2 separate regions of the Homo sapiens genome follow, and region 2 is linked to region 1. The links are chromatin contacts, found by Hi-C or POLR2A ChIA-PET in ENCODE. All regions are on one chromosome and are shown on one strand. Each heading gives the region's core, a stretch centred on a gene start or an enhancer-like site at or near the end of the contact. The rest is flanking DNA. Distances are from core to core; before and after follow the strand shown. Region 1 overlaps NFATC2 (nuclear factor of activated T cells 2). Region 2 overlaps TSHZ2 (teashirt zinc finger homeobox 2).

Region 1 (5,132 bases), core at 1,824-4,323:
ACTCGCAGAGGTGGCTGGTCGGAGAGAGGGACTGTTTGCTAAGTTGGGCAGAGGATGGAAAGAAGGGATGTTCCCCTGCTCATGTCATCTTCTGCAGGCCTTTGACAGAGTGGGTGGGTTTAGCCCTGGCGAGTCCTGTTGCAGGAGGATTATCTGAAGTCTATTTCTGGGGAACTCTTCTGACCAAATCTTTCCTTCTCCTTTTGGTGAGGAAGCCACTCTGAGGTCTGTTCTCTGTCATGCATTGAACTCTCTTCTGTTAGACGCAGACCTTGCTAAATCACGAGTTTAATCTCAAATGCTTTAAAAACGGAGGGAGTTCAGCAAGGTGATTGGATAAATTGTGGTGGATTTGACAGTGAAATAGTACACAGCAATAAAAAAGAAAGGACTACTGCACACAATGTGGGTGAAGCTCAGACATTCTGCTGAGCCAAATAAGTGAGACATATACATCCTGTATGATTTTATTTATGGGACATTCGAGAACAGTCAAACCCAGCATATGGTGAGAAAAGTCAGGGAGTGGTTCTTCCTGGGCGAGGGTGTCTGGCTTCAGGGGGGCCACAGAGAACCCTCTGGGGGACTTGAAATGTTCGAGTGTGTGTATATATATGCAAAGGCACAAGATGTATGTGAAATATTTGTGCATTTTACTTCATGTAAGTGATGCATATTTTAAAAATTAATGAAGGCCGGGCTCAGTGGCTCAGGCCTCTAATCCCAGCACTGGGAGGCCGAGGTGGGTGGATCACCTAAGGTCAGGAGTTCGAGACCAGCCTGGGCAACATGGTGAAATCCTGTCTCTACTAAAAATACAAAAATTAGCTGGGCATGGTGGCAGGCACCTGTAATTCCAGCTACTAGGGAGGCTGAGGCAGGAGAATTGCTTGAACCCTGGAGGCAGAGGTTGCAGTGAGCTGAGATTGCGCCACTGCACTGTAGCCTGTGCTACAAGAGTGAGACTCTGTCTCAAAAACAAACAAAACTGATGGAATCTGCAGATCTTGTATAGACACACGTGCATGCTACACATGTACAGCCCTTCCCCCTGTGCACTGCCCCTCCCCCTGGCCCCCGCTGCAGCCCCCACCCTGAAATTGAATGCAAGCTTTGCCCTGACTTTTTGTGGTCTTGGGAATTTCCCTGCACCCCAAGCCTCAATTTCCCCATCTCTAACACAGAGGTGTTCGGAGTAGCTATCTCCAGGGGTTTATGTAAACTGCAGAGAGAACAGGGGAGCGTACACGTGAAAGCTTGCGGCACAGTGGACATAAGCTATTAGAATGACTAAAAATAGGAATATCTCTGGAATTCTCCAAGGCAGGAGGGCCCCAGGAAATGGCTTGAAACCAGCAAGAGACAGTTCTTCCCATCCAGATTTGAAGATGGAGATGAGTCCTTATGTGTGCCACATGCCTGGGCCCTGCTGCCCCCATCTAAAAGGTGACCTTGAGGCCTGCGGGTTGCAGATTCCATACATTTCTCCACCCCTATCCAAAAGCAATACGTGTCAGCGCGTGGGTTCGTGTGTTTTTGCAAGCGGTCATGCCAGAGCCAGTCTGCAAGCCTCATTGCTTGTGGATCACCTCAGTCCTGTGTCCTGGGCGCCTGGCCTTGCGGCAGCCTGCCTGGAAGGCACCACTGAGTCCTTCTTTCAGCCCCGTCTGGGGAAGGCAGACAGCTGTCTTAGCTGGGGCAAGGTCAGCAAAGACATCGCCTTCAGGATGACTTTTTCCAGTGGTTCCATGGACGAGACAGGATGGCAAATGTCCTCCCTTTCCTTTTTGGCATTTCTGGACCTGATTTATCCAGATGGAATTTCTCGACTTTCAGGCCTGTGTCTGTATGTGTCACCTCCGAACGAAGGGTGTGACAACCTGACTCTGGTCATTAATACACATGATTCATTGATTGAGAATCTACTTACTGTTAGGTGGTGTATGTGTGTGACTGGGTGGGGCGTGGGCAGCAGTGGTCTGGGGGCTTGTCAGAAAGTTTGCTGAGTGTCAGATTTGTTATTTGGAGGCAACCCATTGCTTTTCAAAGGGGTTCTTTCTCTAGGTTGTGCACACCTGCCGGATGAAGAATCTGTCCACCTTCCTGCTCTGTTTTGGGATTCTTTGTGGCCCCTGATGGGCAGGAAGTTATGAGAGTTGTCGGGGCGAGTGGCAGGAGGCGAGGTTTGCCTCTCTGTCTGCTCCCCTTTCCTCCGGCTACAGATCTGCGGTGCCAGCTGTGGCATCCTAAGTGCTGCCTTGGCGACAGACTGTCATGTCCCAAACCCAGGCCCTGGGACTCACGCCACCTCGGCATCGGGGTGAGCTCATCAAGCCGTGGGTCGGATCAGCTTGGCCAGGGATCAGTGGAGCCCTGTGGCCCTGCTGCCCATCGGAGGGGCATCCAGCCCCCAGGCCAGGCCCTGCTTCTCTCTTCCCAGCCACTCAAGCCTGAAAGCTCCATTTGCCTCTGCCCCTCCCTGTGCCCCCCAAGGACGGCTGCCTCTCAGAGGTTCCCTAGCTGGGTTTCTATTTTGGTCATACGATTCTGCTTCCCGAAAATTCCACCCGCCTGCAGTTCTAGGCAGAGAAGATGTTCTCTTGCTGTTCCTTTTTTCAAAAGTGATCTGTTGGCTGGCGGGTTGGCGCTGAGCGAGCGGCCACCTCAGACTTGGCTGTGTGTCCGTCTGCGAGGGTGAGCAACAGGCTCACAGAGCTTCCAGGGGGAGAGGCGCTGGCGGGGACCACTGTGTGGCCTGAGTGGATTTTTAAAATAATCTTTGACTCAATCCTGGGGCAAAAGGAGAGACTGTGAACATTCCCGAAGAAAGGAATCTGTGTCTTCAGTTGTCAGGGGCAGCCCACCTCCCGAGTGAAATGATGAGGCCCCCAGAGTGATTTCTTTTCCGGGGGGGATCCTTGCTTCCCTGTGTCAGGGTCAGGGTGTCGCCATCCAGGAAATCACCTCTTTCCTGAGATGCAGGATAAAGTAGTGGTTAGGGGGGTGGAGGAGCCAGGTTGCCTGAGAATGAATCTTGGCTCTGCTACTTAGAAGCTGTGTGACCTTGGGCAAATTACTCACCCTCTCTGAGCCTCATTTTCCCCCTATATAAAATGGGGAAACGATATCAGCTGCTTCATAGGGTTCTTGTGAGACAAATATGAACATACACTAGATGCGTACAGTTCTCGATATAAAGTAAGTGGTATAGATGTGCTAGTATTTTGATTATGACAAGCGGCTCACTGACCCACTAACACTTTAGTAAGATTTAGTCGATCCACTGCCAGGTAGCCTGGGAGGAAAAGTACAAAGTGTGGAATGGAGAGGGTGTTGGAAGCACGTTTTACCTCCTCCACACATTTTCTGAAGGTCAGCAGGATCTGAGGTAAAAAGAGAATTCCTAAAGTGCTGACCAACCCATTTTATTTTTATAAAAATGTCTTCCTTTTTTTCGTAATGCTTTCGAAGGGGTTGGGGACTAGTGCGTTCAAGTTGTTGTAAAATAGACTAACTATAGCAGGGAAAGGGCAGAATTGTCACCGAAAAGATTGTTCTTTCAATAATAATCCAGTAGGCCCCATTTACTGGGTATTGATTCTGTGTGTCTTGGGCTTTGCATAGGTTAGGGAAACCGACAGGCTTGTATCATCACCAGTGTCATCACCCCGTGTCACACATGAGGACATGGAGTTTCCCCAAGTCTCACAGCCGGGGGTGGGAGTGGATCTGGAGTCCCCTAACCCCGTGCTACCCTCTGTTGACTGAGACCTGGATCTCAGCGTAGAGCTCTTGCTTGGTGGGGCAAAGAGGAGGGCTGAACTGGCCTCCCCAGCAATCTTGTCCTGTAGTTTTTGGGAGTGGCCAGAGATTTCTCCACATATTCACAGGGCCTACCTATTGGGTAAGCACCCAGGAACTTGATGAAAGGAGGGGTGATAAGAATGAGAACTTTCAGGTGTCTGCCACAGAGATGAGCGTCACCTGCCAGGGCTGAGAGTGAGAAGATGTCTCATTTCTGAATCAGTTCAGGTTGAGGGCGTGAGTCATGAGTTGATGCTTCCAGCAGTCTTTGGGCCTCTGCTGTGCGCAGGCCTCCTGTGCCATGCTGGGGCTCTAAAGCCAGGAGCCGTGGTTCTCAGCTGGGGGCGAGCCTGCCTGGCAGGAGATGTTTGGCGATGCCTGGAGACATTTTTGGTTGCCACAACGGGGAGAGGGACAGGGCAGCTGCTATTGGCATCCAGTGGGTAGGTGGCTGTGAGGATCAAGTAATTTACTACATGTAATGTGCTTATAACAATGCCTAGCATGTAAGTTCTCAATATATTTTAGCTGCTTTTTCTGCATTATAATCATCTTCATAATAATTATTGATGTAAGACTCCTATCTGCCTCTAAGAACCTCAGAGTCTAGAGGGTAGACAGACGAGTGAATCCATAGATAGACTTCAATGTGGGACTCTGTGGGACCTGGGAGTGTAGAAGAGCTGCCTGATCCAGCCTGGGGAAACAGGGAGGGCCTCCAGGAGGGGGTGGCTCAGGTCAAGTCATGATGGATAAATAGTGGCTTGTTAGGAGATGTAAGGTCGGGAGGTATGGAAGGGAGTTCTGGGTAAGGGGAACAGCATGTGCGTGACATGGAGGTACAGAGGCCCTTGAGCAGCAACCTCTGAATCCCCCATCCCTGCTTCTATCTTCTTCCTCCCTTTGGTACTGATGCTTCGTATGCAGGCCAGGTACCTCCCATGGTAGGTGAAATGGATTTTAGGTGGTCCACCAGTGAGGACGTTGTATGTGCTAAGAACTATTTTTCAGCGCTATTTTCTCTTTGAACTAGTCAGAAGGAGTGGAGTTTCAGGCCAGGCATGGTGGCTAATGCCTGTAATCCCAGCACTTTGGCAGGCCGAGGTGGGCAGATCACTTGAGGTCAGGAGTTCGAGACTAGCCTGACCAACATGGTGAAACCCTGTCTCTACTGAAAACACAAAAAAATTAGCCGGGCATGGTAGTGGTCACCTGTAATCCCAGCTACTCAGGAGGCTGAGGCAGGAGAATCGCTTGAACCCGGGAGGCGGAGGTTGCAGTGAGTCGAGATCGCACCACTGTACTCCAGCCTGGCAACAGAGCAAGAC
Region 2 (5,132 bases), core at 1,293-3,792, 1.6 Mb before region 1:
TCTCAGCTCACTGCAACCTCCACCTCCCGGGTTTAAGAGATTCTCATGCCTTAGGTGTGCACCACCATGCCAAGTTAATTTTTGTATTTTTAGTAGGGACAGGGTTTTGTCATGTTGGTCAGGCTGGTCTTGAACTCCTGGTCTCAAGTGATCTGTCTACCTCAGCCTCCCAAAGTGCTGGAATTACAGGCATGAGCCACTGCCCCCGGCCCTGAAAATGTCTGTCTTATTACTGCACTTGTGCATGCTTTACTTGGCTCCAGCAATACTGTAAATGCCTGAACTGAACAACAGATGATTATGGAACACAGAGAAGAGATACTTTGCACGACTAGGGATTAGACTCGGCATAGCCATAAGGGATTTGATGTGGACTCCTGAACCCATGAAGGTGAAAGATCATCCCATAAAAAACTACCACCCCCTTTAGCCCTTTCAATGTTTTCCATTTTCTTAGGATGGAGAATAACTCTTTAACATGAAATTCTTAGCCCAGTATGGTCAGAGATACCTGCCTCCCCAATCTCCTCTCTCCCATGTGCCCCTCCTGCATTCTGTTCTTCAGACATACAGGCATCTTGCTTTGAATTTCCTAGGGCCTACTATGTGCCCTCCTACCACTGGGCCTTTTCATATGTGGACCCTCCCTTCTGGGATGATGGACTTCCCTCTCCTCTTCACCTGCTCATCATTCAGCTCCTACCTCAAACACAACGTCCTCAGGAAAGCCTCCTCCAACTTCCCTGACTAGTCAAATTTTATAATTATTTGACTAACAACTGTGTCTATCACCAGAGGTGAGCAATGTTCAGGCAAGAAAAATGTCAGATTTGCTCAGCATGGAACATGCTGTTGCTATTACAGGTACTGGCTTAGTATGGTATAGACATTAAATAAATATTTGTCAAATGAATGAAAAAAATGAATGAATAAATTTACTGTCAGAATCAACTGAAAGAATAAAGTCATAAGAGCAATTCCTATTTTGAACAATAGAAAACTTATTGACTTTGGTCACTTAAGTGTTTTCCTGTTTTTTTTTTTTAACTCCTGTTTTTTAAATCATTCATTGAAAAAACATTTATTTCTCTTTAACTGACATTTTGTTGCAGTCATGGGAAGAATAGACATTATGTGTGTTCCATGAACTATAACTTATTCTCTTTGATGTACTTCATTTTTTTTTCTATCTAGAACATGGGTTGGCAAACTTTTTCTATAAAGGGCCTGATAATAAATATTTCAGGCTTTGAGGGTCACATGGTCTCTGTAGCACCTACTCAATTCTGCCATTATAGTACAGAAGCTGCCACAGACAATACGTCAACAAATAAGAGTGGCTGTGTGCCAATAAAACTTTATTTCCAAAAACAGATGTTGGGCTGGACTTGGCCCATGAGCTGTACTTTGCTGACTCCACTATAGAGGATGAGGAAAAGACAAAAACACAGGCTCAGCCTGGCATTTAACTCTGGAAACTAGGGTGGTACATTCCCTGCCTTGCTTTATGAACTTTGGCACATCAATTGATCTCTCTGGGACTCAGTTTACTTAGGATTAAAATGAGATAATGGTCATAACAAAGCATGGTTGTGAGGGTAAGAGGCTGTCAAATAAATGAGCTGGAATTCGACAACCTTGTTTTGTACCTATCGTATTTGTTTTCATGTTTACTTTCTATCTGTCGTCAGTTCTGCTAATTTTCCCTGTATAGTTATGAAATAAAATTTCTTTTAAAAATAAATGTAATGAAGGAAAAGAGGGAGAGTCAATGTAAAGAATGTTTTAAGGTTTAAAGAAAGATTGTTGTGGCTTTTGTGTGCAAAGTGGGCAGGTGAGGCAAAGACCAGCCAGGGAGGCCATGGGAGAAACTACTACAGGAAGTCTGGGTGTGCACCCATGGTGGCCTGGAACAGGCGGTGGTGATGAAGGAGGGATTTAGCTTGTCCCTCCATGGTTGGGGAGGGGGTGGTCCTTGAGGGCCACGACATTATCACAGCTGGAGCGTTCCAGGGCCCGACACTCTGACAGGCAATGAGGCAGGGTCTTGGAAATGGATGTTGATAGAGTAAAAACAGGAGCCACTTTCTGGGGATATTGAGATCATCTCATTTAAAGGACACGCCACTTACTCTGTCCTTCTTAGTGTCCTGTTCTCCCACTGATAGGCTCAAACTTCAAAAATTAACCCACAATCCAACCATTTCTCACAACCTCCACCACTATCAGCCCACCACTATCAGCCCAGCCACAGCCACTACCGACTGCCACAGCCCTGTCCTGCCTGCCTGCTCCCAGCTCACCCCCACCACGGTCCATCCACCGGTGTGCAGTCAACCTGCTCACAGGTAAGTCAGATGATGCTTTTCTCCTGCCCCAAACCTTCTAGCCTCATCCATTACTCTTCCAGTGAAATCCAAAGTCCTTATGAAGTCCCATAGGTTCTGCACAGTCTGCCCCCTGGTGGCCTCTTCCACTTTTGCCTTCCTCATTCGGCTCCAGACATCCGGGTCTCCTTGCTGTCTCTAAAGCCCATGGTGACTTCCGGGTCTTGGCTGTTTTCTTCCACCTGGGACACTGTTCCCTCCACGGCCCCACAGCTTCCTTCCTCACTTCATTCAGATCTTGTTCAAATATCGCCTCCTCAAATGAGATCTTCCTTGACTAATCCACCCAAGGCAGCAGCAATTCACAATCCCCCACTCAAATTTCTCAGTTTCTCTCTGTATGACAGTGTTCACTACCTGAAATTCATTGGTTTGTGGCTGTGACTGCCCACCACTCTTTCCCTTTAGAGTATAACCTTCTTGAGGTCAGGAACCTTTACTACTCTTTATTGCGACCCCCAAATGCCTAGGAAACATAAAGTAGGTATTTAATGTATGTGAGTTGAATAAATAAATAAATACATGAAGAACACTCAAGGAACCATCCATTCATCTCTCCCTCTCTCTAAAAGCAGAAGTAAATCAGTTTCATTATCAAATAGAGTAAATATGTTGAGATGCATTACTATACATAACACTAGTTTCACTTGGTGTTAACCAAACAACTTTATCTAGTGCTTCCTATAGCAAAGCAGAAATTTTCATGATGAGAATACTTTCTTTAAAAATACCAATTCGGGGCGTGGCATGGTAGTGCGCACCTGTAGTCTTAGTTACTCAGAAGGCTAAAGCATGAGGATTGCTTGAGCCCAGGAGTTTCAGACTGCAGTGAGCTACAATCATGCCACTGCACTCCAGCCTGGACAACAGAGCAAGATCCTGTCTCTAAAAAAAAAAAAAAAAACCAACTCAATGTTGGAGGATAGAACAGGTTTGTTCAACAGAACATTAGTAAAATGAATTTATAGAGAGTTCCAGAAAACTGCCAAAGGAAGTAATTCTGTTCAAACCCACTGGAGACACTGATAAAAGGTAGAATCCTTAAACACAATCAGAGTGTTTTACGCCCATAAGGATCTAAGCTCTAAAAAAAATTGTTCCTAGAATTACTAAATTTCAAGCATAATTGAGAAATTAGCTTCTTTGCTCATAGAGGGTAAGATTCTAGCTGTACTGAAAATTGAGTAGAGGTAGATGTTTGGAGGAGTTTCAAAGGGCAGATACGAAAGCAGGACTTGCAGTTTTCACACATGCAGTAATAAAGCTTGCATGTGATGCCAGGAGTCACAGGTAATTAGATGGCACAAGCAGCTGAAAGGTCTAATGTTTCTCTGCTTAATAAAGCTCTGCACCTTCTTGCTTAACTTCTCTTAGGCAGATAGAAGTCGTGAGATGGTATCTGTCCCCAGAGATAGAGATGACACTCAGGTCATTTCAACAGCTCTTATTTCCCCCTACCTACAGAAACGTTATCTTATAATCTTTGACTGCCTTTAGAATATAACCTATTGGGGAAATGAAGTAGGCCAGAAAAAAAATTAAGAAAAAGTATTAATTCAGCACAGTGTAGAAATCACGACATTTGGTCTTTCATCCTGAAATGTAGGACAAACTTGAGCAATTCTTTTCTTTCTGGGCTACACAAGCCTCAGTCGTCTCTGAATCATGGGAGTTTGCCCTTCATGATGAGATCTGGGTTTTAGTCCTGACATTTGCTGGATGGGTAACCTTGGGAAAATCACTGAACTGGTTTGAGCTTCTTCTTAGGTTAAAGAGTGATAAGCTTTGCTCTGCTTGTTTCACAAGGTCATTATGAGGTTTAAGTGAGATGGTGCATACAAAAGTGCTCTCCTTCTGGAATGTGTGACTTGAATGTAAAAGGATAGGGTTCTCAGGACTGCAAACCCAAGTGCCCATGTGACCCAAGCCAATAAGATAACCAAAGAAGGCCCACTGAGTTGCCATCCTTCCAGGCAGACACCATCATTTTGTGTATATAAGTGTAGGAAGATTCTTTTCTTCCACAGAGACATATGTTTTCTTAAATTTTGCTTAAAATTCACTGACCCTCTTCAACTAGCTTTTTTGGCCCATTGCTGATAGAGATATGGGTAAAAAGAAACATTACCATGATGAAATTTAGAGTGCAAGAACAATAAAAATGGTAAAGGATACGTGGGTCTGGCTAATTAGAGACAACAGAGAATGGTGAGGACTGTGGCAAGCTGGAGAGCTTGCACACTCTCAGCTGCAGCCCCTTGTTCCCAGGAGAAAATGAGACTCTTGGGGTCAGGTTTCTAACTTCTGAAAAGAAACAGGCATTTAGAGACATATGTAAAACCTCCTTATATTTAATTAGCCAATACCTAATTAAAGTTTTAAAAAATATTAGAGAAACATCCAGGGGTGGTATTGTCTTGTAGGCTACAAGTTTGTGACCCAGACAGCCAGTGATGGAATGTTTTCTCATTAACTTAAAACAGGATCATGTCTTAATTGTCTTTTGAGGCCAATGTAGAGTCTATCACAACATTGAGATCTACCAGGTAACCCATCTCCTGAAATGAAATGTGCAAAATTCCCTAGTAAGCGGGGTTTTAAAACCTTTTGTAATTTTTCCTGGGCCCAGGTCCTAAAAAGTGAAGTCATTTTCAGAGTGGGTCTTCCCAAAGTGGGAAGATATTGTGCATTGAGTTTTCCCTCAATCTTCAGTGATCTGTCCCGGGTATCTTCTGCTTGCCCTGT

Evidence for each region. A loop is a pair of places that touch in the nucleus more often than their neighbours do. ChIA-PET counts read pairs that join two places held with the same protein, here RNA polymerase II (POLR2A).
Region 2: a map with no recorded cell type shows a loop between it and region 1 (11-fold over the local background). The contact joins two enhancer-like sites. A Hi-C loop is called at or near these places in 1 of 37 single-sample maps with no recorded cell type. POLR2A ChIA-PET finds 5 or more read pairs at or near these places in 2 of 52 experiments (OCI-LY7 and activated CD4-positive, alpha-beta T cell).

Annotation. Positions count from the first base shown.
Region 1 is chr20:51,530,194-51,535,325 of GRCh38, reverse strand. All of the region lies in intron 1 of NFATC2 (nuclear factor of activated T cells 2), which reads left to right. Among named protein-coding and RNA genes, the nearest start is that of NFATC2, 10 kb to the left of the region's middle. RefSeq lists enhancers at 1,225-2,424, 3,856-4,025, 4,066-4,115. Within about 2 kb of position 3,073, at least 24 of the 41 ENCODE cell types and tissues checked have a DNase peak (open chromatin) inside an H3K27ac peak, as active enhancers do.
Region 2 is chr20:53,155,566-53,160,697 of GRCh38, reverse strand. The region is part of intron 1 of TSHZ2 (teashirt zinc finger homeobox 2); the gene reads right to left. Among named protein-coding and RNA genes, the nearest start is that of TSHZ2, 190 kb to the right of the region's middle. RefSeq lists a silencer at 3,159-3,278. Within about 2 kb of position 2,542, at least 2 of the 41 ENCODE cell types and tissues checked have a DNase peak (open chromatin) inside an H3K27ac peak, as active enhancers do.